4 separate regions of the Homo sapiens genome follow, and regions 1, 3 and 4 are each linked to region 2. Evidence: chromatin loops called from intact Hi-C (ENCODE). Cell type or tissue: mammary epithelial cell. All regions are shown on one strand. Links, peaks and the distances in the headings refer to the core of each region. The heading gives the core; the rest is flanking DNA. Region 1 overlaps CENPF (centromere protein F). Region 2 has its middle 67 kb from the start of SMYD2. Region 3 has its middle 320 kb from the start of RPS6KC1. Region 4 has its middle 17 kb from the start of CENPF.

What was found. Hi-C counts contacts between places; a loop is a spot of excess contacts. Peaks named below come from ENCODE experiments on the same cell type or tissue, not always from the same donor. Only the 100,000 strongest peaks of a DNase experiment are listed, where the experiment ranks them.
Region 1: a loop joins it to region 2, with 14 times the contacts of the local background. A loop is called at or near these places in 36 of 110 quality-filtered maps.
Region 3: it touches region 2 in a loop (18-fold over the local background); 2 of 110 quality-filtered maps call a loop at or near these places.
Region 4: a loop joins it to region 2, with 16 times the contacts of the local background. A loop is called at or near these places in 44 of 110 quality-filtered maps.

Annotation. Positions count from the first base shown.
Region 1 is chr1:214,634,567-214,642,504 of GRCh38, forward strand. It overlaps CENPF (centromere protein F), which reads left to right. Exons shown (of 20, transcript NM_016343.4): 11 at 3,300-3,435; 12 at 5,355-7,938. Among named protein-coding and RNA genes, the nearest start is that of CENPF, 35 kb to the left of the region's middle. In mammary epithelial cell, for the core only: a CTCF peak has its summit at 3,360 (motif pointing left); no DNase peak of the experiment used is centred there.
Region 2 is chr1:214,210,307-214,218,244 of GRCh38, forward strand. No RefSeq gene overlaps it. Among named protein-coding and RNA genes, the nearest start is that of SMYD2, 67 kb to the right of the region's middle. In mammary epithelial cell, for the core only: CTCF peaks have their summits at 3,208 and 3,801 (motif pointing right); a DNase peak (open chromatin) is centred at 3,035; H3K27ac peaks cover 1,243 bases.
Region 3 is chr1:213,370,049-213,377,986 of GRCh38, forward strand. It overlaps a transcript of RPS6KC1 not described here. Among named protein-coding and RNA genes, the nearest start is that of RPS6KC1, 320 kb to the left of the region's middle. RefSeq lists enhancers at 1,697-2,223, 2,224-2,748. In mammary epithelial cell, for the core only: a CTCF peak has its summit at 4,436 (motif pointing right); no DNase peak of the experiment used is centred there.
Region 4 is chr1:214,581,819-214,589,756 of GRCh38, forward strand. No RefSeq gene overlaps it. Among named protein-coding and RNA genes, the nearest start is that of CENPF, 17 kb to the right of the region's middle. In mammary epithelial cell, for the core only: a CTCF peak has its summit at 3,529; a DNase peak (open chromatin) is centred at 3,473; H3K27ac peaks cover 1,222 bases.

The sequences.
Region 1 (7,938 bases), core at 979-5,978, 420 kb after region 2:
TTAAATATTGTATGTAAAGTGCTTAGCCCAGTGCCCAGCACATAAGTGCTCAGTCAGTTATTGCAGTCCAACACCTGCCCATTGCCTTGGTCTTCATCACTGCCATGACCTTTTGATGTTAGCATTGTTTGCTGTCACCTACAGGCACAGAAAGTGTGATCAGGGGACAGTGCACTTGAGATTTCTCATATTTATAATTTTGCCTGTTCTATTACTGTGTCACTCTGGGTATCTTTCTGTGTCTAATTATATGTAAGCACTAACAAATTTAGGACGCTTATAGGTTTTGGATGCCGAAATAATGTGACAGTTGTACTGAAATTTTCCTTGTCTGTGTTTAGTAAACATGCTGCTCACAATGAGAAATTATCAGTACTGGAAATGTGATTTAATGGCCCAATCAAGGGTAAAGTTAACATTTAGTATCAAAGTGAATGGAGGGTTTAGATAAGCTGCTCGTCCACTATCCAGTGCCAGCCCCATAGCATTGGGGTTAGGCAATAAAATACCATCGTTTGACAGTCAAGATGAGGGAACACTTGCCTGGGGACCTTTCCAAGCATAGGGATCTGTATTACACTAGGTCCTCTAAGGAGCTGGCTCTGGCAAGCAAGAGAGATGAGGAGGAAAGGGAAAAACACATTCTTTGCATCCATCCCTTATCCAAGTATATAGGCTTCGCCCAGCAGGGGACGTATTAAGCTATATTCATGGATGGGATCATGAAATGCCACACAGTAGCTGAAATTTGTTTTGTCTGGCCCTAGGAAATGATGCCTCCCTTGCTGCTCCTAAAGCGAAGTTGATCTGGGTGGAATTGCTTGCTAAGCTCTAATGCTGGCTTGTGGTTATAGGGATTTTTGTTGTGCTTTTCCAGCATAGTACCCAATTTTGCAAATCATGTGAGGATGCAGGAGATGCCTAGGAAAATGTATCTTTGTATGCTTAACTCATTGTTGATAATGAGATACCCAATCAAGTCTTAAGTGGCTGTAGCCTCGTGGAAAACTAATTGCTGATGGATGGCAGCTTGCACATCCATTTTCAGATGTTCATTTTCTAAATTCTGGCCTTTTAAAATTCTTGGGTTGGTCATAGCCATAGCATTATAAGCCTGCTGGGTCCCAGGATTGGCTGAACATTTCTTCGTTAGACACAAATATTTACGGAGCTAATGCCAGAATAGAGAAAGTCATGTTAATCTTTCCATTGAGCTTACTATTCATTTAAATGTCTCCAGTTATGGACAGACATGGATCGAGACCAACAAACACATAAACATAAAATTCCCCATCTTTCCCTGGTGCCCTCTCTCTCTTCTTTTTTCCTTCCTTCCTATTGGGACGCACCTAGTTTTGCACAGTGTCTTTCCAGCTTTCTTGTCAAGCCTCCAGATGCAGGTGTCATTTGATTTGATTAAAAAATTTTTTTTTTAGAGTAAGAAAATATTTTTTCATTTGCAAAATAAAAATGCTAAGTCGACCCAGGTAATTACATTCTAGTTCCTCTTCTATGTTGACCTCATTCAGCTGATCTTAGCATTGATTACAGAGATCTGGCTACTGTTAAATTTTGGGAGGAAATACTACTAATAATGCTACATTGCCCCTGTCAAAGTGCTTTAAGATGTTTGTCCTTTCACATCTGTGATCTCATTTGAGGGGTGATTATTCTGAGTCTGAAGAACAAACCAGTCATTATACGTTCCATAATTTAATGATGCTAATTTAAATCAATAACATTGTTGCACCTTAATGATCGTGCTTTGCAAAGTTTAACACTGACTAGTGTGAATGTTAGCCTATCAATCTTGAGATCGGTTGGAGCTGCCCTTTAGTTCTGATTGATATCTTAATTCGATAGAGTGTCAGTTTAGCAGCAGGGAAGCAGGATCAGGACACGGTAGATGGGAGTATAATAACTACAACAGGTTCTGTCTTATTTTAATGATGAAATGAACGCATATACATGAACGGAGCAGCTGCCAGCAAGTTTTCAAGTACTTTCTACTAGCCAGATTCTCCCTCTTCTTGAATTTGGCTTTGCTACATCGGTACCCATCTGCTGGTAGTAACCAGACTGATAATTGAAGGCAGCCTTCCAACACAGTATTGCCACGGCCATCTGTTTTCTAACAGTGCAGTAGGGTTTTGGAGGATGGGTCTTAATTGTTTCTTTAAGATTCAGAATTTTTCCTCTACTTCACAAAGGGGTAATTTTGGTAGGTTTGAAATGCAGTTTAGAAAAAAGTTAGCTTTATATGATTTTTCCCCGCTTGAGGATGTGAGGTGCTTGGTTCTCTTAGCTTGTAATGATTTATGCCAATTCCCTGTGGTCCAAAGGGTGGCATACAGTATAGGTTGAGATACTTGTTTGTTATGTGAGTCTTATGTGGTTAATAAGCAAAAAAGTTTTTCTTTGGCATGTAAATATTGCTTGCTTTTAAGATTCAGAACATATAGGCCTCCCTAGTAGTAGAATGGAACTACACATGTACCTGTGTTACTTTATTGCATGCTGTTGCGTGGATGTCTCTTCAATCAGATGCCCAAAGAACCTGTTTTCACTGTGAAAGCTCAGAAGCTAGAATTAATTCTTCCTCTGTGTTCCAGCCCTCTGATTTCCCATAGCACACTCAATGTCTCTTTAGTATTTAGCATATCCTATTGTGTATTAAATGATTAGTATCACATCTTCCCCCACTGGAGGATGTCTGCCCCAAGGGCAGAGACTCTGTCTTATTTATATTTGCATTTTTTGTAATGCACATTCCAGCATCTTGAATATTGTTGGTTTTCTTGATAAGCATTTATTGAAGGTAATTTTTCCCACAGAATCATTCCTGTAACAGCAAACCTTAAGATGGTTTTGCAATGAAAAGTAAACATATGTGCTGAGATTTTTTTTTTTTTTTGGTTTATTAACAAATCAAATGTTTGCAAAGGTATATTTGGCCATTCAGGTGTGATAGGAACTTGGAGGTTTTGTCTTGAGGATCTTGTAGATAGGATTTTCCTTTTGAGCTTACTCTTTAATAGGCGTATGAACAATGAGAAAGTTCAATGAAACTTCTTGAAAGAAAAAATTATCTTCAGATTTGGGTTTGATGCTGTTGTCTTCTGTTCATAACATTATTTAAGTAAGAATGTCTGACTTCATTAGGTACTCAAACGGGGAAATTGTGATTCTTTCCCTAGTGAGATACACAAACAGTTCTGCTAGGGACCTTTATTAAGGCAGAAGTCATAACTTACTTGAGCATTCGTTTTGGCTATAACCAATTAAAATGTGTGTTTTAGGAAATGAAGAAGGAAAACAACCTCCTTAAGAGTCACTCTGAGCAAAAGGCCAGAGAAGTCTGCCACCTGGAGGCAGAACTCAAGAACATCAAACAGTGTTTAAATCAGAGCCAGAATTTTGCAGAAGAAATGAAAGGTAAGTAAACTTAGTATTTTAGAGTTACCTTTCTAAGCTGCTATTCCCGTGAGAGGGGATGGATGGCATTAACATATTAGAGAAACTCTTTGGATTTTTTTTCATATATTCCCTCAAAAAGATGTGCGCAGTTGATGTGGAAGAGTTTTCCCTCTTCTAGTTTTTAGTTTCCAGAGTGAGAGTGGGACTTTTTTTAATTGGAACATATTGAGTCCCAAACGCCTGATGCTCAGCACTTTGAAATCAGAAGGGTAAATATTTTCCACACAAAGCTAAATTGTCAGTGCTGTCTCTCACCCCCGAGTGCTATTCTCTGTGTCTCTAGTGTGCTTGTTAGTTACATCCAGACAGCTCATCTCCTGACTCATTACCATTTCCCTTATAATGGAAAAACCCTATATTAAATGCATGTTTTCCAAGCTCCTAATGACCATTGTTTTTTGATGACTTACTTGACTGAATGATTTTATTTTCTTATTTTAAAGCCAAAGAATTCTGCTCTACACATCAAATGAATCCACTCTTGGTTTCATATTTGTATGTTTGTGCCGGATGTCTTCTACATACCCTTTATTTTCTCACCTGGGGTGTTTGCATATCTAGAATTTCTTTGAACTCTGTCCTGTGGAATGTGTGTCACACTTCTCTGTGACTATTTTTTTAAAACCCCAATCTTGGTGTGGTGGCGGGTGCCTGTAGTCCCAGCTACTCTGGAGGCTGAGGCAGGAGAATGGCATGAACCCAGGAGGCGGAGATTGCGCCACTGCACTCCAGCCAGGGCGACAGAGCGAGACTCCATCTCAAAAAAATAAAACAAAACAAAAACCCAATCTTCCCAAGACAGCTTTTAGTTTTTCCACAGCAGCAGATAGAAATGTCAGTTTTCAGCTTTCTTGAAGGGAAACTGTAAGAAAAGGAACAGTTGGGGCATTTTTCAGTGTTGATCACCCAGGTGATTGTTTGAGTTGCTCACAGCAAAGTGGGATGAAGCCCTTGTGGTGCTGTCTACATAAGCCCTTAACTATAAGTAGGTAGATTGAGATTGACAGCTTAGAAGTTCGTACTGCTTTCCACTTGATATGATGTCTGAGATTGTAATACATGTTACCTTTATCATCTACTGTGGAGGTTCTCAACTTTCAATCTCCCCCAACATACTTGAGCAACATGAAGCCTTCTTATCACTGTTTAATGAAAACATCGTGGTTATTCCCAACCAGGAGGGGCCAGTATGTATAGATGAGTCATTAGGCAGAAGACAGGGGGTAACGGAGTTTGAAGAAGCTTCCAAATGACTGTGACATTCATAGACACTGCCACCCTTACTATGAGGGGCTGGGATGGGGGTGATAATGTTCCTCAGGAATATTCACATATAGGCCTTGAGAATTACTGATATATGGCATCATTTACTCTTTTCTACTTAAGTCTAATCCTGTGGATGTTTTAGCTAAAATGGTGGAGTACTTATTTACTTTTCTGAGACATCAGAATTACTCTACAATAAAGTGGGATGTTCCCATTTCAGTGCTGTTCTTGTCCCAGTTTTCTCTCTTGGAATAAATATTTGAAAAGATGGTAAAAATATACACATATGTAAACACATACAAAGAAAAGAAACAGTGCTTAGGAAAATCATCCCTTGGTATTTTATTCAATAACATGTTCTTAAGCTGCTAGAAAGAAGATGAACAAATGTGTTACTCTCCTTAAGATAACCATTTTTCTCATTTTTATATAAGATAATTACCAAGTGATCCACTTTCTAGGAGGTACCCAGGCAATAATGCCAGTTTTTCCAGGGCTTGAGTAGTTGTTAGTTTGTTTGGATTTTGCCAGGGGGCGGGGGGAGGGGTTAGCGTTTCTGTAGAATAAACATTTATTACAAACATTGACGACTTTTATTTATTTTTAAATAGCGAAGAATACCTCTCAGGAAACCATGTTAAGAGATCTTCAAGAAAAAATAAATCAGCAAGAAAACTCCTTGACTTTAGAAAAACTGAAGCTTGCTGTGGCTGATCTGGAAAAGCAGCGAGATTGTTCTCAAGACCTTTTGAAGAAAAGAGAACATCACATTGAACAACTTAATGATAAGTTAAGCAAGACAGAGAAAGAGTCCAAAGCCTTGCTGAGTGCTTTAGAGTTAAAAAAGAAAGAATATGAAGAATTGAAAGAAGAGAAAACTCTGTTTTCTTGTTGGAAAAGTGAAAACGAAAAACTTTTAACTCAGATGGAATCAGAAAAGGAAAACTTGCAGAGTAAAATTAATCACTTGGAAACTTGTCTGAAGACACAGCAAATAAAAAGTCATGAATACAACGAGAGAGTAAGAACGCTGGAGATGGACAGAGAAAACCTAAGTGTCGAGATCAGAAACCTTCACAACGTGTTAGACAGTAAGTCAGTGGAGGTAGAGACCCAGAAACTAGCTTATATGGAGCTACAGCAGAAAGCTGAGTTCTCAGATCAGAAACATCAGAAGGAAATAGAAAATATGTGTTTGAAGACTTCTCAGCTTACTGGGCAAGTTGAAGATCTAGAACACAAGCTTCAGTTACTGTCAAATGAAATAATGGACAAAGACCGGTGTTACCAAGACTTGCATGCCGAATATGAGAGCCTCAGGGATCTGCTAAAATCCAAAGATGCTTCTCTGGTGACAAATGAAGATCATCAGAGAAGTCTTTTGGCTTTTGATCAGCAGCCTGCCATGCATCATTCCTTTGCAAATATAATTGGAGAACAAGGAAGCATGCCTTCAGAGAGGAGTGAATGTCGTTTAGAAGCAGACCAAAGTCCGAAAAATTCTGCCATCCTACAAAATAGAGTTGATTCACTTGAATTTTCATTAGAGTCTCAAAAACAGATGAACTCAGACCTGCAAAAGCAGTGTGAAGAGTTGGTGCAAATCAAAGGAGAAATAGAAGAAAATCTCATGAAAGCAGAACAGATGCATCAAAGTTTTGTGGCTGAAACAAGTCAGCGCATTAGTAAGTTACAGGAAGACACTTCTGCTCACCAGAATGTTGTTGCTGAAACCTTAAGTGCCCTTGAGAACAAGGAAAAAGAGCTGCAACTTTTAAATGATAAGGTAGAAACTGAGCAGGCAGAGATTCAAGAATTAAAAAAGAGCAACCATCTACTTGAAGACTCTCTAAAGGAGCTACAACTTTTATCCGAAACCCTAAGCTTGGAGAAGAAAGAAATGAGTTCCATCATTTCTCTAAATAAAAGGGAAATTGAAGAGCTGACCCAAGAGAATGGGACTCTTAAGGAAATTAATGCATCCTTAAATCAAGAGAAGATGAACTTAATCCAGAAAAGTGAGAGTTTTGCAAACTATATAGATGAAAGGGAGAAAAGCATTTCAGAGTTATCTGATCAGTACAAGCAAGAAAAACTTATTTTACTACAAAGATGTGAAGAAACCGGAAATGCATATGAGGATCTTAGTCAAAAATACAAAGCAGCACAGGAAAAGAATTCTAAATTAGAATGCTTGCTAAATGAATGCACTAGTCTTTGTGAAAATAGGAAAAATGAGTTGGAACAGCTAAAGGAAGCATTTGCAAAGGAACACCAAGAATTCTTAACAAAATTAGCATTTGCTGAAGAAAGAAATCAGAATCTGATGCTAGAGTTGGAGACAGTGCAGCAAGCTCTGAGATCTGAGATGACAGATAACCAAAACAATTCTAAGAGCGAGGCTGGTGGTTTAAAGCAAGAAATCATGACTTTAAAGGAAGAACAAAACAAAATGCAAAAGGAAGTTAATGACTTATTACAAGAGAATGAACAGCTGATGAAGGTAATGAAGACTAAACATGAATGTCAAAATCTAGAATCAGAACCAATTAGGAACTCTGTGAAAGAAAGAGAGAGTGAGAGAAATCAATGTAATTTTAAACCTCAGATGGATCTTGAAGTTAAAGAAATTTCTCTAGATAGTTATAATGCGCAGTTGGTGCAATTAGAAGCTATGCTAAGAAATAAGGAATTAAAACTTCAGGAAAGTGAGAAGGAGAAGGAGTGCCTGCAGCATGAATTACAGACAATTAGAGGAGATCTTGAAACCAGCAATTTGCAAGACATGCAGTCACAAGAAATTAGTGGCCTTAAAGACTGTGAAATAGATGCGGAAGAAAAGTATATTTCAGGGCCTCATGAGTTGTCAACAAGTCAAAACGACAATGCACACCTTCAGTGCTCTCTGCAAACAACAATGAACAAGCTGAATGAGCTAGAGAAAATATGTGAAATACTGCAGGCTGAAAAGTATGAACTCGTAACTGAGCTGAATGATTCAAGGTCAGAATGTATCACAGCAACTAGGAAAATGGCAGAAGAGGTAGGGAAACTACTAAATGAAGTTAAAATATTAAATGATGACAGTGGTCTTCTCCATGGTGAGTTAGTGGAAGACATACCAGGAGGTGAATTTGGTGAACAACCAAATGAACAGCACCCTGTGTCTTTGGCTCCATTGGACGAGAGTAATTC
Region 2 (7,938 bases), core at 1,077-6,076:
TTGCATAATTATGAGGACTGAACAGGATAAATTTCACTCTTGTAAAAACCAATAGGCCTAGGAAAGACTCAAATCTCTATCTCAGTTTCACAGGGAGCTCTAGGGAAGCACATTCCCAAAGCAGACGTCGTTGGGTAAAAGCCAATGCCCTGCTCTAGGTCAAAATATTGCAAATTTCCTAAGCAAAATTTGTTTCTGTTCTAGAAAAATAGGTTATGTTCACCTGGATCACTTACCAAAGGCTTCTGGGATTCAATGGAATACGAGGACCTACTGAACTGTGAAGTGCTTGAAGGCAGAAAATGTATCATTCATTTTTAAAATCCCTGACATTAAGCATAGGGACTGGTGGTGCTGGTGGTGGTGGTGGTGATGATGATAATGATGATGACGATGATGATAGCAGCAACTGTTCATTGAGCACTTACAATGTGTCAGGGACTTTGCTGTTTCCTTTACATATATTAATTCATTTATAACTCAGTATTATATATACTTATATACTTATATATTTACTACTTACAGTATATATATATAATATATATTATATACATTAATTCATTTATTACTCACAGCAACCTGTGAGCCAGGTACTATTAACAACCCTATCCTACAGATGAGGACACTCGGTAATAAACTCAGAGTTTAAGTAATGGCCAAAGCCAGAGAGTTTAAGTAATGGCCAAAGTCATACCTCTGGTAAATGGTAGAGACAGGATTCAAAGCCAGGTCTTTCTGAACCTGTAAATTGCACTACTCCTGAACCTGTAAATTACACAACTATGACAATATAGCCTGCTACATGGTAAATGTTTAATAAATGTATTTGGACAAAACTGAGCAGGTGTAGTGGAATTGGTGGGATAATTTTCTCCCTACTTTCAATTTCTATCTGACTTGCGCAGGCATTTGTTTGTTACAGACCACATTCTTGTGATTGTTATTGTGATGGTCTTAGTTCTCCAAACTACACTACAAGTCTCTTGAGGGCAAGACAACATATTCTTCACAATAATAATAGATGCTGTATTATGCTCCATGCTTTATACATTTTTAATCCTTATAATGGATCTGAAAGGGATATATTAGCATTTCCATTTTTCGAATGAGGAAACAAATGCAAAGGTGAATGACTTGCCTGTGGCTACCAAGCTAACAGTGGGAGATTCAAACACCTTCTGTCTGCCTCACATTTTTCCACTTTGCTCTGCTGAAAGCCAAACACTTACATTACCCAGCTCTAGAGATTTAGCATGGTCTAGGATACTTGAATATTATTGTCTCAGTTACTCTTCATTCAGAGCTCTCTCTCCTGGCTAGACTGGTGAAAATCATAGAGCTCTGGTAGATGAGGAATAGGGAGGAAAAAGATATCACATTTCTGGTCTGGTTTGGTTCTCTGATCTCATTTGCTTGGATGGGCTACAGAAAATCAGCAGTGGGGGTCGGGGAATTGGGGGCCAAAGTTTAGTTACTTAAGAGAGCTGGACAGAGGAGAAAACCCTCCACTTTCTTTGTCCCATCTGCCACACCCAAGAGCTGGCATCACACCACTGCTGACATGTACAGTGTCTGTTGGCTGGGCTGAGAACCCCATGTAACCTCCACAGCTAAGGTGTCCTTGGGGGATACAGGCCAATTTCTCCAGCAGCCCCAGGTTCCAGAGGGACAATAATGTCTCATCAGGTCCTAACACTGTCATGTGCTACCCCTACTACTGGGGTTAGAATGTTTCACTAGGATCCATAATATCTCCTAGCTATGTAGTCTCACCTCCCTACAAATCTGAGATATGGTTTCTGACACAAGGGAAGGGTATCTGTTAGACTGTAAAGATGTACCACTTTTATTCTCAGCTAGAGGCCTTCTCTTTGGGGTGATGACCAGCTAGTAGCTGCAGGTGTGGGAAAGGGTTGCCTTTTCTTGATACTTGGCCACCTTTTACGAAAGAATGCAAAAGTGAGCCTAAAGACAATAAATATTAGATAGAAGAATAGATTCCTAAGAATATATTCCTTTCTAATATTAGAAAGAGGAATAGATTCCTTGGCCAGTCAGCCTCTGTATGTCTGAAATCACCCAAAGAGTTCTACTTAAAAAAAAATGTTTAGATTGAGTTATCCAGTTAAAATCAAACTCTCCAGGCTGACTGATATCAATGGCTCATATGTGCAATTGGCTTTCCTCCTGGTTGTAAGCAAGAGGACAAGGACCACATCTTCCCTGTGCACCCAGCATAACATGGCCCCTAGCAGGTGCTCCATAGGCACTTGTTGTACACATGTACAACAGTAATTATGGCTTGTTGTAATTATTCAACTTGTTGAATGAAGGTTGAACATCATCAGGAGAGACTCACTTGGCCTTCGTCTGTGGAAGCAAAGGATGAAAATGTAATAGAGAATAATAGAATAGAGACATCTTCATGGTCCCTGACTCCCAGTAAAGCTAGGATCTTTGTACCTAATCATAAGTAACAGGGATATTCTGAAGGGGTTCTGTGGCCCCTTGACAATCATAAGTGATTTTGAGAAATAAATATTTTGACATCTAGTCCCAAAGCATTAGTCATGAGACTGACAATCATTGATGAGACAGTGGAAATGTGGAAGTTGGCACTGGACTATGAAAATGCAGTTCCGTGGGACTTGGATGAGGCATGACAGCCAGAAGATCAGCTTCAGACACGAAACCCTTCCTCCTAGCCCCACCAAAATTATTCTTCAGTGTGTAGCTCCATTGCATACGGGCTGGGGATGAGCCTTTTCCTCTATGTTGCTCCCTTGATTCTCTTTCATGCACATTCTTGGCATGTCACAGACTCTCCCCAGCCTTGAATTCTAGCCCCATTCCATCTCATCTGGGGCAAGTCTCACAATTCCTCATCTATTCAGTGTGCACAATTCATATCTGCTGTACCTGACTCAGGATTCCTGGGAGAATCAAATGAGATTATTCATTCGGCTTTTCAACAAATATTTGTTGAGTAGTTGCTGAATAACATAGTGTAAGGGAGACTGTGAGAGATAATGATGAATCAGACTGCGTCTTACCCTCAGGGACCCAGGCAATGTACAAGGCGAGACAAGTTCACATTCCAAGGTGAAATCGTCAGTCCAAGAGAGGACCAGATACTGGGCTATGGGAGCTCAGAGGTAATATGGATTATTCCAGCAGGAGGTAATAAAGAGGGCTCCAGAACAGAGGCTGCTGTTTTTGGGCTGAATTTCCAGAGTTAAAATGCAAGCAGTTTGGAAACAAAATTGGTACACAAATATTGGGCATAGGTTATAAATACCTAATTTATGGAATTCTCTATGTCCCAGAGTAATGCCTACCTAAACTCACATAGATTTCAAGCAAATAACAGATAACATTTATGGAGTACTCTTGCAGTGCAAGATACTATATGCTTTATATTTGAGAACTCAACGTAATCTAAGCAAAACCCTAAGAGGCAAGATCTAGTATCAAATCCACATTGCAAATGAGGAGAATAAGGCACTGAGGGGTTGAGTTTCTTGCTGAAGGTCACACAGACAATAAATTATACAGCCAATATTTAAACTCAGGTGGTCAGAGTTCAAATACTGCTTCTCAGACAAAGGAACAAAAATAATAAAGTCATTGCTCAAATAATTCAGTCCCTTCACAGAACTGTTATTTTGAAAAAAATAAATGTTGGATCCTGGTGAATTATGGCAAAATTTATCTGGGAAATTACATTTCAGGTTGAGAACGTACAGGAATAAAGCCTCTTTCTTCATAGGCATCATTGAAGTCATTCCAGAGTATTTTGTGCTATGGCCAGTAGATGGCAGAAAGTGACAAGAAAAGGACTGGAAACTGGGACCCCCCCCCCCACCACACACACACACACACACACACACACACACACACACACACACACACTAGCTCCCTGCTTGCAAAACAAAATGCATTTTGCCTACAATATATTTCGTTTAGAGTAGCAAACACTTTCTCCTTCCTCAAAGCGAGCTCCAGAGTAGAAACTGCAATTGTGTATTTGAAATTCTCCAGTCACCAAATCCAAGAAAGGTGAAGAGGAACTGCCCCAGTGGCGTCTGCGAGGCGTTTCCTCTATAAAGCTGTCGTCCCTAGCTCTGGTCAGTGCTGACCAAGTCACCCTGGCCTCCTCCCCGGCCCCTTTTTCTACTGCAGGAAAGGCTGGAGCTTCGGAAGAGATAACATCAGGGAAGTACTTGGCAACTATGAAGAGTTTTACCCATGTTAAAACAAAAGCCAGCAAAGCATTCCTTCAGTAAAGATATGTTAAGCACCTATCGTGTGCTGGGCTCTGGGCACAACCAAAAGCTTGGCAGCTGCTATTTAACCTCCTCCTGCTTCACCAGCAGCAAACTGTTGCCAAATGAGCCTAAAAAGAAATTAGTTCCATGGATTCCTTTGCTGAGTAATTCTGCAGTGAAAATAAGAGAAATCAGACACACTGGAAACTTTTAATTACAAGAAAACCTGGGGAATCCTATTGCCGTCTTAGATTTTAAAAGACCGCTCTAAGTATTGAACTCAGAAGCTTTAAAAGGAAAAGATATTATTAGACTTGACTACATAAAACTTTTAATCATCTGAACTTCAAAAAGCACTTTGAAAATCAGAAGAAAAAATAAAAAGCTGTAAAACATATGACAAAGAATTAATGTTCTTAAATATAAATATTCTAAGAGCTCTTATAAATCAATAAATGTATAGATCAATAAATCCTGTAAATCAATATTCTTATCAATTGATCAGATGGGCAAACGGCATGAAGAGGCATATCACAGGATAAAATGGAGCAAAGGGCCAATGAAACATTGGAAATGTGCTCAATTTAATTCATAGTAAATAAATACAAATTTAAATGGAAACAATAGTTTATTTTTCACCCCTGGGTATGGAGTCAGCCTTCTCCTGGGGTATTGGTAAGTATAAGTTGGCAAAACTTTTTCAAGAACAATTTGACAACATTTAGGAATATGTTTGCATTTCCTTGACTTAGAAATTCTGGTCTTCTCTGCCTCCCTCACTCAGGTGCACTCAGTCAGTCCTGTATCTTTCAACATGTCTCATAGACTGACAGTGGCCAAATTAAGTCTCCAGCCCTGACCTCTCCTCTGCACCCCAGGCTCCTTTCTGAACACCTCCCTTTGGATGTGTAATAAACACAGCAAACATCAGTCCACGATGGAATTCTTTTTCCTTTCCCCTACCTTCTCAAAACTGCTCCTGCTCCCCATCCCCTCTTAGTAAATGGCCCTGCCACTCAGCATATTAGTGAAGTCCCGGAACCCTGGAGTTATCCTTGATATGCTCTTCTGTCCTTGAACCTGCCACATTTCCATCTTTGATTTCCTGTTCCAGAATGTTCTCTCCCTTGCTTCATCAAGTCTCTCACCAGAGAAGTCTTTCCTGACCACACACTCTGGAATAGTAACTCTGTCACTCTCCATTCCCTCCACTGTCTTATTGTTCTTAGCTTACGTCACCACCTGATGTCATGACTCTTGCCTGTCTAGGCACTACTGTATAAGCGCCACTGAAGCAGGATCTATATTGTCTTCAACACAGCATTCCTAGTGCCTACCACATTTCTTGGCACATAGTGGGCTCTCAAAAATCAGTGTGGGATGAATGAATCCAGGACTTACCCTACAGATGTGTGTATGTGTGTATAAATATATATTCAATTAACTATGCCTTAATAGGGACTAGTTAAGTGGATTATAATTTTTTAAAACCCTCAGTTTCCTCATACAAAAATAGGATAGAAAAAAGTACCTATCTCATATGGTTTTTGTGAGAATAAAATAAAAATGACACCTGGTACTTGGTACATAGACACATTCAACAAATGTTAGGTACTGGCAGCTCATCACTGCTTGGCAGCCGATAAAAAGAATGAGTTAAATCAAATGTACTGACCTGGAAGATGTCCACAACATATGGTTAAATTAAAAAACCAAGGTTGCAAAGCAATGTGAATACTATGCTCTTAGGGAAAGGCCCAGAAGGAGTTCAGGGAAGCATCTGAAGGTGATGGGTGGCTGTGGTAGCCACCTATGGTGAATGAAGTTCACAGAGAAAGGTCTGGGGAAGAGAGAAGAGACCAGGCATGTAACGTATTTGCTTAAATATGCTTCTGTATGGTTTGAATGTTTGGCAAAGCATATTGATACTTTTACAATATTTTTTAACTTTAAAAGCAGATAACGCCCCAGAGAACTACTCTGTTGTTACGCTGTAACAGGGAAATGTGTTGAGCTTCCAGGCTGCTAAAGAAATTTTGCCCCAGCCTGCCTTGAATTTTTGTAGGTAAAACCTGACACTACAGGAAAAGTTTGGGACAAGTTTAGCAAGCATATTCTACTCAAGTCTGGTGAGAAAACTGTAATTGTTAGATTTGATTTTTTAAGCAATACCACAGGATGGCTAGAAGGATTCGATGAATTGGCAAATGTGAAACATGGAGCCCTTGTACCTAATGGCTGTCCATTAGATACCAGCTGTGTCAGAATGTGATGCAGACAGGAACATTTTCAAGGACTGGGGAGAGTTATTAAATTGCATTTGCTGTTTGTTCTCCTTCACTGAACAAATATTTATTGAGCATGCACTATGTGCCAGGTGCTGGGCCAGACATAGGTATTCAGCAGGACCAGACAGACTTCATTTTTGCCTTCAGGGGAATTCCCTCCTTTTGTACTCATGCAACTGCAATGCTTCCAGGGTTAGGCAGGATTTCAGGCAGCCTGGTTATTCAGGTAGCATGCTTATCTTCAGAGCTGTGGGTTTTCTGTCTAGAATTAAACTACAAAGTGATGAAAGCATAAGGACTATCTCTAAATTTGGAAATTTAACCAGGATCTTTCTTGAGCAATGAAATGGCATGAAAGTAGTTCCCAAATAGCAGTATTCCAAAAGTGCAATGCTAATGAAACAACACACTACAATAGCAGGAGTTGTATTCCACCCTTTATGTAGCAGGGATGAAGACTACAAGGAGAAAAGTCCACATGTTTGGTGAAAAGTAGCCCATTACCTAAGGAGAGGATTCTCTTACAAGTAAAATAAAAACTCAAGCCATTACACCTATGTACAAGAGTCAAAGTTCCATGGGCCCTTCTTGACCTAGGATCTACTTGAAGAGGGACACATGCCCCATGCAACAGCCGAGGGATGAGACATGAAGGGGAGAAGGCGGATTGGGATACGCTTTCAACATCATCCCCCAGAGCAGATTCCTTGCTCCAAGCTTGGAGGACTCTTCCTGCAAGAGCTGCATCCATAGCAGAAATCATACACATTTGAGAATCTGTTTATATGGGTTTGTTGTGCTGGCCTTCCATCCATTCATTTCACAAGAATTGCTTGAAAGTCGCCGCCATTTCTCTTTTGTACTCCCCTCATGAGGAACAATCCAGTGCCTCGCCCAGAGTAGATGCTCTCAAAGCCACCTGTACATATTGGGGACAAAAGAAGTGGACTTCACACTATCTATTTAACTTCTTGAACTACAGGAAACATTATTAGAGCTCTATGTTATATTTCCTCTGCATTACCTTGTGGTCAAGCAGGGCATTGAACAGAGGACACAGGGACAGCAAGGCTGACTGTGTTATCAATATTTGTGGAAGGGAACAGAGCAAAACCAGATTGAAGGCCATCCCACAGTTCTGGCATGGCTTCTATAGAAGCAGGAGATAGACAGAAAGGAAAGAAACAAAACAAAACAAAACAAAGCCTGGGTTGCCCCTTTTCAACGATCCTTCCTCACTAATCTAATCCTATCGGCTGCTACTCCTTATGGGGTATCCTTTTTATCTTTGGTTTAAACTAAACCAGATCTCATAAAAAGTTGGCTTTGTTTTCAATCTTTTGCCTCCTTTTTACATTTTTTATTTTTTGCAGAGACAGAGT
Region 3 (7,938 bases), core at 1,560-6,559, 840 kb before region 2:
GTCTTATCTCGAAGCAATTGCAATGTAGGAAGATGAATTTCTAACCTCCAGGGCCAAGAAAAGCTCAAAAAGATGCTGTGCAAAAGACAGGGAAAGAGCTCTTCTTTCTCTTACCTCCTTCTCAGGGGTGGTGGGACCCCAGGCTCTTGCTTGTACTAAGACAGTTTGGACCTTACCTGCTTCTCTGTTATTTTATTTTATTTATTTTATTTTATTTTATTTTATTTTATTTTATTTTTTTTGCATGTATCTTGTCTCCACAACCAGGATACATCTTTAAGAACATGATTTTTTATGGGTCTCCTCAGCACCTGGTGGAATGTCTGGCACATAATTAGTGCTCAGTAAGCTGGCTGGCCAACTGCTTGATTCAATAAGATTTGTTGGGCACTTACAGGCTTGTGCACTTCGGGATGTATGAAATAGTCAAGCCTAAACTGAGAGCCCCCAGTTTCATGGGGCAACACATGACCACACTGCAGCATGGGAAGAGAGAGAATAGCTTTCAATGGAAGAGGTATGGGGGTATTAAATGGGGTTGGAGGCCAACATGCTCTTACTGAGCCAGAGCCCTGAGAGGGCCGAGGAAACAAGGGAAGTGTTATTAGTCCCATTCAATAGATGAGCAAACTGAGGTTCGAAGAGATGAAATGACTGACTTGCTCAAGGTCTTGCTGCTAGCGCGAGTTGGAGCCAGGATGTAAACTCAAGTTTGCTGACCCTCTTTGTAGAGAGACTCTACTCTAGATGGGCCCTCTTCTAATGCATTTCATCTTGGCCTTTGGGGTGGGGGACAGGGCAGTGGCATTGAGTACCAGAATGGGGCAGAGATGTCAAACTCGTGCCCCATGACCTGAAGCAGTCTGCAGATGGGTTTGTTAGATTCATACAGTGTGGTTATTTTTAATTGTAGTAAAATACACATAACATTGATCTCTTTAACTGTTTTTAAGTGCACCGTTCAATAGAGTTAAGTACATTCACAAGGTTGTGCAGCCAATCTCCAGAACTTTCCTTCTTGCACAACTGCAACTATACCCATTAAACAACAACTCCCCCTTGCTCCTTACCCCCAGCCCCTGTCAACTGTCCTTCTACCTGCTGGCCCTGTGAATTTGACCACTCTAGGTACCTCCCGTAGAGTAGGAGCCAGAGTATTTGTCTTTTTGTGTCTGGCTTATTTCACTTACTATGATGTCCTCAAGGCTCATCCTGTTGTTGCATGTCAAAATTTCCTTCCTTTTTAAGGCTGAATAATATTCCACTGTTATGTAGACACCACATTTTGTTGATCCGTTCATTTGTCAATGGGACTTTTTGGCAGCTTCCATCTTTTGGCTGCTGTGATGAACATGGGTGTGCAAATATCTGCTCGAGTCCCTGTTTTTAATTCTTTTGGGTGTATACCCAAAAGTGGAATTGCTGAATCATCTGATAACTGTATGTTGAATATTTTGAGAAATTGCCATGCTGTTTTCCATAGTGGCTGAGCCACTTTACGTTCCCACCAACAGTGCACAAGGATTCTAATTTCTCCACATCTTCTTGTTACTTTCTGGTTGTTGTTGTTTGGTTTTTGTTTTTAATAGTGGCTATCCTAGTGGTTGGCAAATATTTAAAAATGAAGATATTTTACATAATGATTCAGATCTCTGGCTTTCACTTTACAAAATAAGAAACCCTGCCACTTCTGCATAACATAAACCTGCTGGGCCAAGGCAGTGGCCTGCACTGAAATGGGGCACAGGCTTTCCGGTTAGCTGCCGAGCACACTGACCTCCTCCACTCCTGACCTCACCTCTCCAGGCATTTGAACTTGTGAGTCTGGGGGAGGGGGACCAGAATGCCCACTCCCTGCTCGCCATCATCCTGGAGGGTCTTCATGAACATACTCCAGTAGTCACAGGACTGGACAGGAGTCAGAAATCTTGAGCTGTCTGTCATTCCACCTCTGTGAGTTTGGGCAAATCACTTCACCTCTTCCTTACTGCAAAATGGAGTCCTGCCATCTTTGCTGTGCAGCTCCCAGGAATTCTGTTGTAATGGAGACAGGCAGCGGAAGTGGAAGCTCTTCATAAACTGTTGACTGAAAATAAAGGATAGGCTGCTTGTTGTGATGAATGAATGGGTGGGACCTGTGCAGGTGGGTGCTGCTGAGAGAGGGGTGTCTGCCTGCACCACTTGGGCCGCGGCCTCCAGCCCACCTTCTAACAGGGCACCTGAAAATGGTTGTTGACAAGCATAAGCTCAGCTTCTGGGCAAATGCCCCTAATGTTTGCCTTCAGATCTATTGAGAAACCACCTATCAGGCAGGAATGCAGGTGCAGGAGGCTCCCTGAGGCCTTTGTCAACAGGCCCTTTGGTCCTGCACATAGATAGGCCTGGCCTTACGGGATTGGGCATCTGCGTGTGGCCCATCCTGTCGAGGGGGAGCAGGCTGGGTGTCTGCCCGTCTACCCTAGCTTTTTTCTGTGTGAGTTCAGCAGCAATTGCCCTCTAACCATTTCTGTTGAACTCCCTCTCTTGGGAACTTCGCTTTGTCATTTAAAATAGTTTGGGAACTTCAGATTTAGCCCAGTGTCAGAGCAGTTTATTTGGTCTGTAGGCATTTTTGTTTTTAAAATTCATGACAAGTTCCGTGCAACATGTTTTATTATATTTTCACCACCTGTTCTACCTTGGGGGTGGTATTAAAATCTGGGACCATCCATCTATCGCTCTTTTTTTTTAAGTTTCCTTATTTGCCATTTATATGTGTCTTGCAAACACACACATGCACACACAATGTGAATTTAAATATAGAAGGATAGATATACAAATACATACATATTTAATATATATAAATAAATATCTGTATTCCCCTCTCTCCTCTTGTTGCTTGATTGGCTTTAAACTGTGGTTGTAATGTTGAAGGTGTATGTTTGACAAGCTAATTGTGGAGTTTTAAATGATAAATTTGTAAAACAAATAAATACTTAGAAAATCCTTTGCCAGTGTGAAGTGCTATCTCTGTGAACATTAATAGCGAAAAAATTATCACAATATCTAATCCTCTAACGAAAAAGCATTTGAAAACTTTACAGCTTCTTTCAGCTTCCACTGAGGTCAAAAAGGAGGGGTAGCATGCCCATTTTTACAGATGGAAAAATCAAGTCTTTACACAGATATTTAAGAAGGGTAGCTGGAGGGCCAGTGTTGGAATTGGGGGCCCATCCTTAAATCCTGACATCCATACAACTATCTGTTCATTTCTCTATGTTAATTAGGACAAGGGACCAGGACATATTTAGAGCACTACGTGCTATTTCCTTTCTCTAAAAATCCAAGTACGGCACGATGCATTTGGGTTTAATGATGTTCTTATTTCAGCCCTTGGATCCAGCTGTTCCTGAAGCCTACATTTTTCAGTTATGTATGTCAATAAACTACTTTTGGGTTTCTTTTACATGAAATAAAAAATAAAAAATCAGAACAAAACAACAAAAAAAGAAAACCCATCCATAAGTAACCTATGCTGCCAGAATTAAGGTTTACAACATATTATGTATTTGACAATTTAAAAAAATGGGAGGGGGCATATTATCATCTCCATTTCTTAACAGATATAAAACCAGATATCCATACAGAATATCCTATTGCTTATAAAAGCAGGCCAACAAGTATTTAGGGCTCAAAAGCAAGCTTCTCTTAGAAGAAATAAAAAAGTAGCCTATTGCACCTTCCCATAATATCATTGGAAAATATGTATCTGGATCTTTAACACGATGCCCTATCACATCCTCTTTGCTGATAATTTCAAGAAGGATCTGTTTGTGGCATTTAGACAGTGAATTTCCCTTTATCGCCACCGAAACCAGAAGCTTCCCAAGGGCAGTGAGGGAGACCTCTGTATCCTTTGAAGGCTCCTGCTTTTCTTGTTTCATAGAGAGGTAATCTGTAGTATTCCTGACTGGTAATATAGGGAATAAGAGTGGCATGTATAAGTAGAATTTGCAGAATAACATCCTGGAGCAAACATAAAGCCAGGATCTTGTAATGGTTAAGAGCATGGGCCTTGGTGTCATGTGAACCTAACTGAAGCAAGTTATTTGACCACCTCATGTATCAATTTCTCTATTTATAAATGCTAATACTATGGTTGATAGTAAATGCTCAATAAATGATAGTTATCCTATTATTTCACAAAAGTTCAATCAAATAAATCTGGATCAGTGAGATTCACAGTGTTCATTAGTATATTTAAAGAATTGAAGACGTCCTCCACTAAAGCAAACTGATAACTTTTATTTATCCCAGTGTTTTCAAATCTCACTTAACATACAATACTTTTCTCTTAGGCTATTTTTCTGCAGAACTAAGGTCCAATGGAACACACTTTGAGAAACCCCAGGGGTTGTACCCTGTAGTAATTGAGGGGGATTCATTAGGCCACCACTAGGGGGTGCGCCAGCCAAGTTTTCTGATTCTCGGTGAGAAAAGAGGGTTTGCTCTGGGCTTCCAAAGAATAGAGGTTTTGAAAGCTTCAGTGGAGAGGGAGGGCATGCCAGGAGAGACCAAAATTCCAAAATGGCAATGACTTTGAGAAGCAAGGGAAGAAAAGAGACGTGATCACACCACGTGGAAAGGTGGTAGAAGTTTTCCTGCCCTTTCTGTTGAGATGTACAAATGGCTGACCTTCGGATAATGAATCACTAGAGATCCCAGAATGGCTGGAATGAGAAATGTGGCCTGAAGACCAGGTCAGGACTAGGCTGGGGACAGAAAGGGAAGGGCCTGCAACACACCTCCAGAGGCCTCTGGGAGGGGGGCCTTGGCCCTGGACCTCCAGGAACGTGTGTGATGGGGAGGGAAAATTTAAAAGGCGAACAGTTTCCAGGATTTTTGGTTTCTACGTCTCATATATTTACTACTACAACGACAACAACTATTACTACACACACACATATACACACATACATACACACACATACATACACATACACACACATACACATACATACACACGTACACACATACACACACATACACACATACACACATCTACGCATATATAAACACATATACTTATATATACACATACACATATATACACACATATACACATATATACACGCATACACACATACACATACACACATGTACATACACATATACACATATACATACATACATATTCACATACATACACATACACACATATATACACACATACACACATATACACATACATATATACACACATACATACACACATACACACATAGGCATATACACATATATACACACATACACACATATACACACATATTTAATAAATACATATTTTCTGATAAGGTTTTCTCTTAACCTCGTGCAAAGTGTGTATATCTGTTGTAAGTGAATTAAGGTGGTAGATTTCGAGGTGAATGCTGAATGCCAGATAATAAAAGTGTTCATAATAGAAAATTTGGGGGAAAACACAGAAAAGCAAAAAGAAATCACTTGCCATCGGATCCCCCACCCCCAAGAACATGTTGAGGGATGTAGGAGATTGTATAAGTAATTGGGCATTTGAGGGAGCACATATTGGTTAGGATTCTTTTGGTTATAAGTGACAGAAATCCAATTCAAAAGACCTAGGTAAAATGGTGGCTTGATTATAAGGATCTGGGGTTGTCTGTCTCATGCACCCCAAGGGCAGAAATGTGGCCAGGGCTCAGAAACAGCAAGACAGGGGGACCTATGTTTTGTCAGGACACTCCTTCTCTAACTGTTTCTTCCTTTCTGCATTTGCCTCCTCCCCGCTCTACTTTTATGGATTGGCTGCTGGGGGGTCTCTGGCCCAGAGGGCCAGACACATGGGCCCACAGCTGCAACTACTAGGCATGCTGTCCTATCGTTTCTGCTGCTGGAAAGAGAAAGACTCCCTCAGTTCCAATTCCAGAATTACTGGGGAAGGAGAGAATTGTCCTGGCTTGGGTCAGATGTCCACCCTGGACCAATCAGCTGTGGCCAGGGGCCAGCCATATTGTGTATAATGGCTCTTCTCGTGACAACTGTGTGTGTGTGTGTGTGTGTGTGTGTGTGTGTGTGTGTGTGTGTGTAAAGTTTCCAGAAAAGCTGGAAACAAGGACAGAGAAAGTAGATACTGGCAGACAAAACAATATCTAGTACTGTATATGTTTTCCATATTTGTATAACTGAGATTAAACTGTATGTAAATGAATCTTGTTTTTAACTAAATGTTATGTCATTAGCATTTCCCTAGTCCCTAAAATCTTTGTAAATTGCATTTTGAATTATTGCATTGTATTCAATAATTTGGATTTACTTAGCAAATTCCCAGTTGTTAGATATTTAGGTTGTTTCTATTTTTTTTAAAATTGCATACTTAATGATGTTGAGGTGTTAAAAAATTTCAGCTATCATGAGTAATGCGATGGTAGAAGACAGTTTTCCTCATTTCATGCAAGAATTAGGTACATTATTGAGAATTAAAAAAAAAAAAGATATGGTCCCACAGTTCCTCATCCTATTTCAAAATTGATGCAAACCGTTCCTCCGATTTTGCCTCCTGCTCTGCTTCTCTTTCCCTTTCTATCCTTCTCTAACTGGAAATGGCAGTAGGAGTTGATGGTTGTGCAGTGCAGAGAGTGGGCAGACAGACAATTAGGGGGTCCCCTGGGGCTCCAGGTTTGCCTTGTCTCTGCCTATTTTCTTTCTGGAAATAGATCTAGGTAGAGTGAACCATACAAGTAAACCCTGCTACTTTGTAACAATCAACACCCCCAAAGTTAGGCATCTCAGGAATGAGGCTCTCTTCAGATGAAGCTGGAGGAAGTAGTGCGAGATAATACAGGACTGGAGACAATCAGGGAGAAGAAGAATGAGGTGGAGGGCTTGTGGTCGGGGGGACCTCAGCAAAGGTTGGCTTCTCAATCTGTGTAACATTCCTGACCACCTTGCACTGGGGACCAAGTAAGAGTCGCCAAACCACTAATCTGCCACATTCTCCTCTGGGAAGGTAAGTCTGGGAAGGCCCGTCTTGGGATGTTGGTGGTTTGCAACATCCTGTGACTTTTCCCAAGTTGGAGTTAAACATTTGCTCAGGCTGAAATGTGCTTTAAAGGCTCTGAGACTTCCTGAACGTGGGGGTCATTGGATGTTTTCTAGTGGAGAGCAAATTCCTGAATGCGATAACCTTTTCTCCTTAGCTGCAGGGAGTTTAGACTTTTTGAAGGAAGTTCCGTTGAAATTCACAAGAGAGGGAAGGAAAGTAAAAATCATGACCTACTCTGTGCTGCATGCTTCCCATCGATTTGATCTTTCTGAGGTCTGAACTGGGAGTACCCTAAACAGTTCTCTCTGTGTCAGATTCACTGGTCATTTAGAGCTGCTCTATTGTTTCAGGTGTTCTGTGTTTTGAGGAGAAGGTGCAGAATGTCCTTTGTCATTGTTTTTCTGCATTTTCTAACACTTTCTATTTGTGGAATACTATGGTTTTTATTAGATATTCCAGTTCCTTCTGTCCTGGAGTGGCTCCAACTGATGTTTTATCATCCTTATTTGTTTTGAATAATAATAAGTGAATAATAATACTAAATGCCATGACTCCAGGAGGTGGAACATTTCTCAAGCTGGAGCTGTATTTAATTTTGTTTTGGAAACTGCTAAAATCATTCAATACGACAAGGCTAAGAGGTGCTACATGTCTGATTGGGGGTGGGAAAATAGGAAATAAAAATATTCCTGCTCAGTTTGGGAGGAAGAGAACTGGCAGCTGAATATGTTTCTTACCTTCATGGGGAAGCCCTACCTCTGAGCTTGACAGCATCTTGACAAACCTTGAATAAATAGGAAAATCCTACACATTGGGACTTTAGTCCTAAAACTTGGCATTTGGGGATAACAATTTATACTTTGACACGATATAGGGAAGAAGGATTTGGCAAGTAAAGA
Region 4 (7,938 bases), core at 1,185-6,184, 370 kb after region 2:
TAAATAAATAGTTGTAGATTTACCCTATCTAGTATATGCCAAAACCATTTTAGCAGGATTGCTCACACTACTTTGTGTAAGCTTTATGGTAGGCATGCTTAGCCTCCACTTCCTGCATGTATTTCACATTCACCACGTTTCTAATTTCCCACATTTCACACTGACCCCACTGTCTGGCAGATTGGCAGCCTTGTGCCTTAATCATCTTGCAGGCCCCACCTGGGGCCAAGGCACAACTGACTCATACACCAGATGGGTGCCAGGGACAGCAGCAACAAGTATTTCTCCCACATCCTTTGGGATGAAAAGTTAGTTGTCCTAAGTCACCGTATGCAACCACACTTTGTTTTTTCAAGCCAGCATGAGATATGCCGCTATCCTTAAAATGGAGGAGTTAGTTACCTGTGCCTTAAGAAAGGTTTAAGAAAGGTGAAAGAAGTTATCACTGATAGCTCAGACTTAACCACTTGTTAAGTGTTGAACTCTGTTTATGGCACATGTATCTCACACACTACTAGGGAAGACTATGCTACAATATGGAAGTACAAAGTTGATGCAGGGCAGATGATCCCCAAATTGGGGTTCAGCCAGGATGGAATTCAAGGGCAAGCCAGCGGTAGGTATTGAAGTGGCGGAGTTACAGCTCCAGCAGTCCTGCAGCTCTGTGACTGCTCCTGCAGAGCAGGGCTGCTCCACAGGCAGTGTGCTGAGAGTAGTAGCTGAGGGCAGTTCTGAAGTCAAATTTATACCCACTTTAATTTACATGCAAACTAAGAGGCGATTAACGCAGAAATTCCTAGAAAAAGGGTGGTAACTTCTGGGTGTTGCCATGGCAATGGTAAACTGACATGGCACACTGGTGGGCATGTCTTATATGGAAAGGTGTTTCCACCCCATCCCTGTTTTAACTAGTCCTCAATTAGGTCAGGTGTCTGAGCCCTGCCTCCAGAGTCGAGTCCTACGTCCTATTTCAAAGTTATCCACTAAACCAGTCCTGGCTTATTTTAACGCAGCTAATAATAATAATCTTTTGTTAAAGCAACAACAGCAATAACTCTGGGACACATGTTAAACCAGAGAGGTGCCAGGAAAATAGAAGTCAACCAGGAAATATGTATATGTTATCTGTTGACCACACAGATGCCTGCTTCATTCATAAAATGGATTTCTGTAATCTACCCCAATACCTAGGTATGGCCTCAAATTAAACATTAAAAAAAAATTTTCCATGTTATTCTTAGGGGCACTGAAGCTGTATTCCTGATTTAGGGAATTCCTTCACTTTCATTCCAAGATGTGAAGACACGTGGTCATAGAGCTCAGGAGAATCATGCACCTTAGTCCATGGTTAATCTAACACCTGGGTCAAAACTATTATTGAAAATGAGATAGAGACAAATTGATCCTTAACTTAGTCACACGATGATAAAAACTTGCTCCTTGAGCAAACTTGTCTTGCAAGTCGCGAGGTTTATTTTGGCTGTAACATTGTCTTTTTGGAAACTTGGGCTCGTAAAAGCCACTTTTCTTGAGGATCAAGCTTCCAACCAAGAAAGGGAAAATGTAACATACATTGATTTTCACACTTTGGAAGAAATAAGCATTAGATAAGCATTTTTCCTAAGGAGCTACTGAGATTTTAAAAATATATAAATCATTTTAGTTCCTTCGTAAAAATGACTATTGCAAGAGTTATAAGAATGTGTTTTAAATTTCTGGGAAGTAATTGATTCCAGAATGATGATGTTTTCTCTTTTCAAAGTTTTTAAATTTGCTTTTCTTCCCTGATTAACTTGTGTTAATTTTTAGAAATACAGTTGACCCTTGAACAACATGGGTTTGAATGGTGTAGGTCCATTTATATGAGGGTTTTTTTTTCAATAAACATATTGAAAAAATTTTTGGAGATTTTTGACAGCTTGAAAAAACTTGCAGAGAAACCACATATTCTAAAAATATCAAAACATTAAGAAAAAGATATGTTACAAATGCATAACATATATGTAGCTACTAGTCTATTTTATCATTTACTACCATAAAATATGCCCAAATTTATTATAAAAAGTTAAAATGTATTAAAACTTACGCCTACGAACACAGACTGTGCATGGTACCATTCAGTCGAGAGAAATGTAAACCAATGTAAAAATGCAGTATTAAATCATAACTGCATAAAATTAACTGTAGTACATACTGTACTACTGTGATAATTTCATAACCACCTTCTGTTGCTATTGCATTGAGCTCAAGTGTTGTATCAACTTAAAATGCTGTGTGAGGCTATTCATCTCCACGGGAGCAGTTCATCTCTAGTAAATTTCATATCACAATAAAAAGTTACCTTTCGTGCTTGTTGTGTATTTTTCATCATGTTTAGTGTAATATTGTAAACTTTGAATAACACCATGGAACCCATACAAAGTGCTGCTAGTGATACTGGTAGTACTCCCAGGAAGCAGAGAAGGTCATGACATTACAAGAAAAAGCTGAATTGCTTGATATAAAAGTTGAATTGCACAGTCTGTAGATTGAGGTTGGCAGCTGCAGTTGCCCACCATTTCAGACAGATGATTCATCTTGTAAACTTATGATATTGATAAATACAGTGCAGTACTATAAGTGTATTTTCTCTTCTTTATGCTTTTCCTAATAACAATTTTTTTTTTTTTGAGATGGAGTCTTGCTCTGTCGCCAGGCTGGAGTGCAGTAGCGCTATCTCAGCTCACTGCAATCTCTGTCTCCTGGGTTCAAGCAATTCTCCTGCCTCAGCCTCCTGAGTAGCTGGGATTACAGGCACATGCCACCACTGTCAACTAATTATTGTACTTTTAGTACAGACAGGGTTTCACCATGTTGGCCAGGATGGTCTTGATCTCCTGACCTCATGATCCACCCACCTCAGCCTCCCAAAGTGCTGGGATTACAGGTGTGAGCCACCGTGCCCGGCCAACATTTTTTTCTCTAGCTCATTTTATTACTGTATGAATACAGTATATAATACACATAACATACAAAATATGTGTTAATCAGCTGCCTATGTTATTGGTAAGGCTTCCAGTCCACAGTAGGCTATTAGTAGTTAAGTTTTTGGGGAGTCAAAAGTTTTGCACAGGATGGGTTTGGCACCCTTAACCACTCCCTCCCCCCACCACTGTGTTGTTCGAGCATTGACTGTATCTCAATCTTGCTGACTTCAGCTGTAAAATGAGGATCTAGACTAGTGGATGTTCAGTGTTCATTCTAGTTTCCCAAACTCATCTTTTATGTCTTTTTTGAATATCTGGAATTTCATATTGTGTGTTATTGTATGATTTTGTTAATATGAAAGATTATTTAAGCTGTAGGATTATGAGCCTTTTTTTCTTTCTTTTTTCTCACTTTAAACAACCAAATGTTATTCTAAAGAAAGTGTGAGCAAACACATTAGATACACTGAGGGAAAAGACAGAGGAAGACAGAAAATGCAGTGAGTCAGAGTGTGTGGGACAAAATAGGTTACTTTCAAAGACTTTTTTAGGTATAGAGAATCACCTAGTGGTAGGAATAGAAAAAGCTTTTTAAAAGTGTAAGGTCCTTTTTCTTGGGCTTCAGTTCATATCACTGAGTAGTAGTCATATGGTTTGTGATCAATTTCTTTAAAATGTACCAAGATGTTGAATATTTATCTATTTGTAATTGACTTTATTTAAATTATGGCAATATGTTGAATATGTAATGTTTTTTCCAAGCCTTTCTTCTCTAAAAGGACTCAGAATATCCTAATGTCAAGCTTTGAAAATTAATTATTGCTCCAAAGAATGTGTTAAATTCATTGTTTTATCATCAAAAGAAGTCTAGAAATGTGCAAAACCAGCATGAAAGCATGATCATTATCTACCAGAGCCCTCTCTTAAATTACCAGTGACAGGCAAATCCCATTATGATTATACTTTTAATTTCACAGGTAAGGTCACTGAGGTTCCATCTACATAATGTAAGTTTTTGCAATATTTGGAGGACCAAGATAGATTTTTCACTGGTCAAAAAGAATACATCAAGTGTATGGCACCTTCCATTTACTTTGGGTTCTTTCAGAAGCAGAGACTAAGATAGATTTGGTGGACATAGTTTATTTGGGTGATGATTCCAGGAAGCAAAATGGTAGAGGGGTGGGGTCAGGGAGAGTGAGACAGGGAAGAAGGAAAAGTATAAGGATGCAATGTCACCATTTGTAGCAGTAAGTACCTGGGGTTTGATTCTTTTGGATCTCTCGGAATTGCCCAAGTGAAAGATGGAACACTGGGGCATTTGTTCACTGGCTTCTGATCCCATTGGTTGAGAACTGCCCCTGGAAGCTGTAACTGTCTCCACATTTCCAGGCCATGGTTGTGTGCTGGCTGAGCAGGCTCCTTTATCTTCTGAGAAAGCTCTGGAGTAGAGACACACCAAGAAACTGGTGACTTGCACTTGAGCTGGAAAGAGTCTGTGCCCACAAAGAATTGCCTAGCACATCTGTGGCTGAAATCAGAAATGGGCCAAGTAGGTGACATGAAGGTAATTGTTAGTCCACCTCTTACCCTGTTCAGATCTATTTGTCCCTATATGGTGGCCATAATATCTAAAAAAGACTTTGTACAGAGAGTTAATGGAATGAGCTGTGGTCCCTGCTATTACAACTGGTCCCAAGCTCCAAATGACATTTGTCAGTTGTCTCATCCACCACCCACTCTCGATTTCCCTATCCTTGATCAGCATTATCTGATCTATTAATAATTTATTTGCCTGATGGGGGAATCCCAGAATTTCATCCCAGAGGGTCTGGCCTTGGGTCGCCTTTCCTTTGTTGGGCTGTGACGGCTGCATTTGCTTGCTCACTGTTTTCACTAGACATAAAAGCATATGGAGGTACCCCAGTGGATGCCCTGAGTTCCATATTCTTCCATGTCCCTTTATGTACCAGCAAGTCTAGTTTCTCATGATAATCAGGATTGACTAACCTTACCAGTATTACAACTCTTTTCTTTTCCTGCTGGTCTACCCACATAAGGAAAACAAAGAGACGAGTTACAGCATCAGGTTTTGTGGAACCCTTATGTGTCACTAGGAGTAGTGTTCCCCACTCCCCACTTTACCCAGTAAAGCCTAAGGTAGAAGGAAAGGGAAGAACATGTGGATTATTTGTAGTGATAGTGAGAAGAGCCAATTCTTTTTCCATTTCTTAGCTTCTAGACTTGTATATTTTAGCTATTGGGGACATAGCTTGATACACTAGTTCAATGCTGATAGTGCACTGTGAAGAATAGTTTTCCCATTCTATAGGATGAACTCCTGCTTTAGTGAAGCCACAAGTAAGCCATTCCAATATGGTATCTTATTACTATATTAGTTTCCTAGGGCTGCTATAACAGAGTATCAAAAACCTGGAGGCTTAGAATAACAGAATTTATTGTCTCACAGTTCTGGAGGCCAGAAGTCTGAGATGAAGGTATTGGGAGAATTGGTTCCTTCTGAGGGCTGGGAAGGGAATTCTGTCTCATGCCTCCTTCCTAGCTTCTGGCAGTTTGCCAACAATCATTGATGTCACTTGGTTTGCGACAGTGTAATGACAGTCTTTATGACAGTCTTTATACAGCGTTCTCCCTGTGTCTCTGTGTCCAAATGTCTTCTTTTTTATTTTTTAAAAAGATAGAATTTCACTCTGCCACCCAGGTTGAAATGCAGTGGCGCAATCATAGCTCACTGTAGCCGCGAACTCCTGGGCTCAAGTGATCCTCCCACATCAGCCTATCAAGTAGCTAGGACTACAGGCTCATTCCACCACACCCAGCTAATTTTTTAAAAATTTTTGTAGTGATGGGGTCTTGCTATGTTGCTCAGGCTGGTCTTGAACTCCTGGCCTCAAACAATCCTCCCACCTTGGTCTCCCAAAGTGCTGGGATTATGGGTGTAAGGCATAGTTCCCAGTCAAAATGTCCCCTTTTTATAATGACTTAGTCATATTGGATTAAGGTTCACCTTACTGATCTCATCTTAACAAATTACATCTGCAACTACCCTGTTTCCAATTAAGGTCACATTCTGAAGTACCTGGGGTTAGGATTTCAGAAGCTGAAGAATTCAGAATATGAATTTATTGGGGTCACAACTTAAGCCATATCAGTATCAGACCACTTACTTTCAAGAAATAGGTAGAAGATGGTAGAACCAGTGAATCTTATGATCATGTACATATTTCTCAGTCAAATGGGTCCCTTGGTCCAAGGCAATCTTATGCAGGATCCCACGGGTGTGAATCAGGTATTCTGTCAACATTCAGAGGGCAGTGCTGGCACAGCTACTGCAGAGAGAGTAGGTATCATTTCCTTCAAGGTGGACGGGATCCAATGCAATTTACTAGCCACCAAGGAGCTGGTTGTTTTTACTTAGGATTGTTCCATACTGAGAACCTAGTGTCAGTATGCTACTGACAGGGTGGTTATTTAGCAAAAATGGTGGCTAGACCAGTTTAGAGAGGATGAGAGGCAGTCCATGCTGTTCGACCCATCTATAGCCACTAGCCCCGATAGCATAGCTGCTCTGATGATGAGACCGTTGTGCAAACGCTTTGGTAATGAAGGACACTCACTGGACAATCCACCAGAAAAATTGTCCTGTCCACCTGGTTGTTTCCTGTCTTACCTATGGTGGATGCTCTCTAGTGGGTATTGACAAAAGATGCAAGACCCCCACAATCTTTTTCCGTTCCTAAAAGGTCTATCTACAATCCTCTTCTTTAAATCTCTATGTCTACAATAATTTAATGTTGTTCCTATCAGCCAAATTATTTGCCCAGCAATATATTCTAACCTTGGACCACCTTTTCCCCATATGAAGTAGATGATCTGCTGTTCTGCTCACAGCTCTGCCCTTTGAAGTCCCCTGTTGTGGTGTTGTAGGGAGCAGCCACCTATTTTCAAGACATACCAACATATGAAGCCAACCTATCTGTGAACCACAATCAGGTGTTTTTTGGGTGGGCTACTTTTGGGGAACTCACCACAAGGCCATAGATGGGTATTGAGAGAGAAAGCCTTTGTGAAACAGAGTAGGTGACTTATGGCTTGCTATTTATGTTAAGTTATTTATGCGTTTTCAACCTGCTTGGGCCTCATCCTAGGATGGTTTGCTGCCACATCCGCTAGAACCCATGACTTGGTAGATCTGGCAATATTCAGGTAGTGATGGACTGTTCTGGTTATACACCTGATGTTACAAGGTCAGGTGCTCAGTGTCTGCTGGCCCAGTAGCACAACAGGAGCTGCTTTTCAAATGATAAGTCATTCTCTAGTGGAGAAAACATGACCTTGTTCCAGAATACTAGGGAGCCTGTGCAATGAATCTCTCATTGAGACATGCCAGACGGTCGGCCTTAATTTGCCATGGGTATCTCTAGCATTGTAGATCTGCCAGATGATATGGCCAAGTGCTGGATGCTTGCTTCATTTTGCACTGTAGTTGCTTTCAGCTTTCTGCTGGGCCAATACGTGAGTTTTTCTTGTTATAGAAATCAAGCAAAACTCAAGTGTGTTAGCCATCTATCTCTTACCTAGAAACATAATAGTCTATTAGTCATAACCACAGATCCCTGGACTTTATTTCTATTCCAGCTGTGCTGTCCATTGCAGCAACTACTTTCACCTTGCCATTGACAAGGTTATTAAGCACTGGCCCTGGCCTAGGCCATTCTAGATTTCTATTCATGCCATTCTATAGCAGCATCTTCTACTGTCAACCCTGGCCTATAGAGGTCAGCCACCACTGGACAGCTTAAAGATGTTGGTGTCCCCCTTTCTAGACATTCTTTGTTGTCTTAGTGGAGGCAATATCCTTTGGTCCCTTCTAGAAATAATAATCTGGTGGTGATCTTAGGTAATAAATCCAGTCTAACTTTCCCACCTCATGAAGATTGCTTTTTTTTTT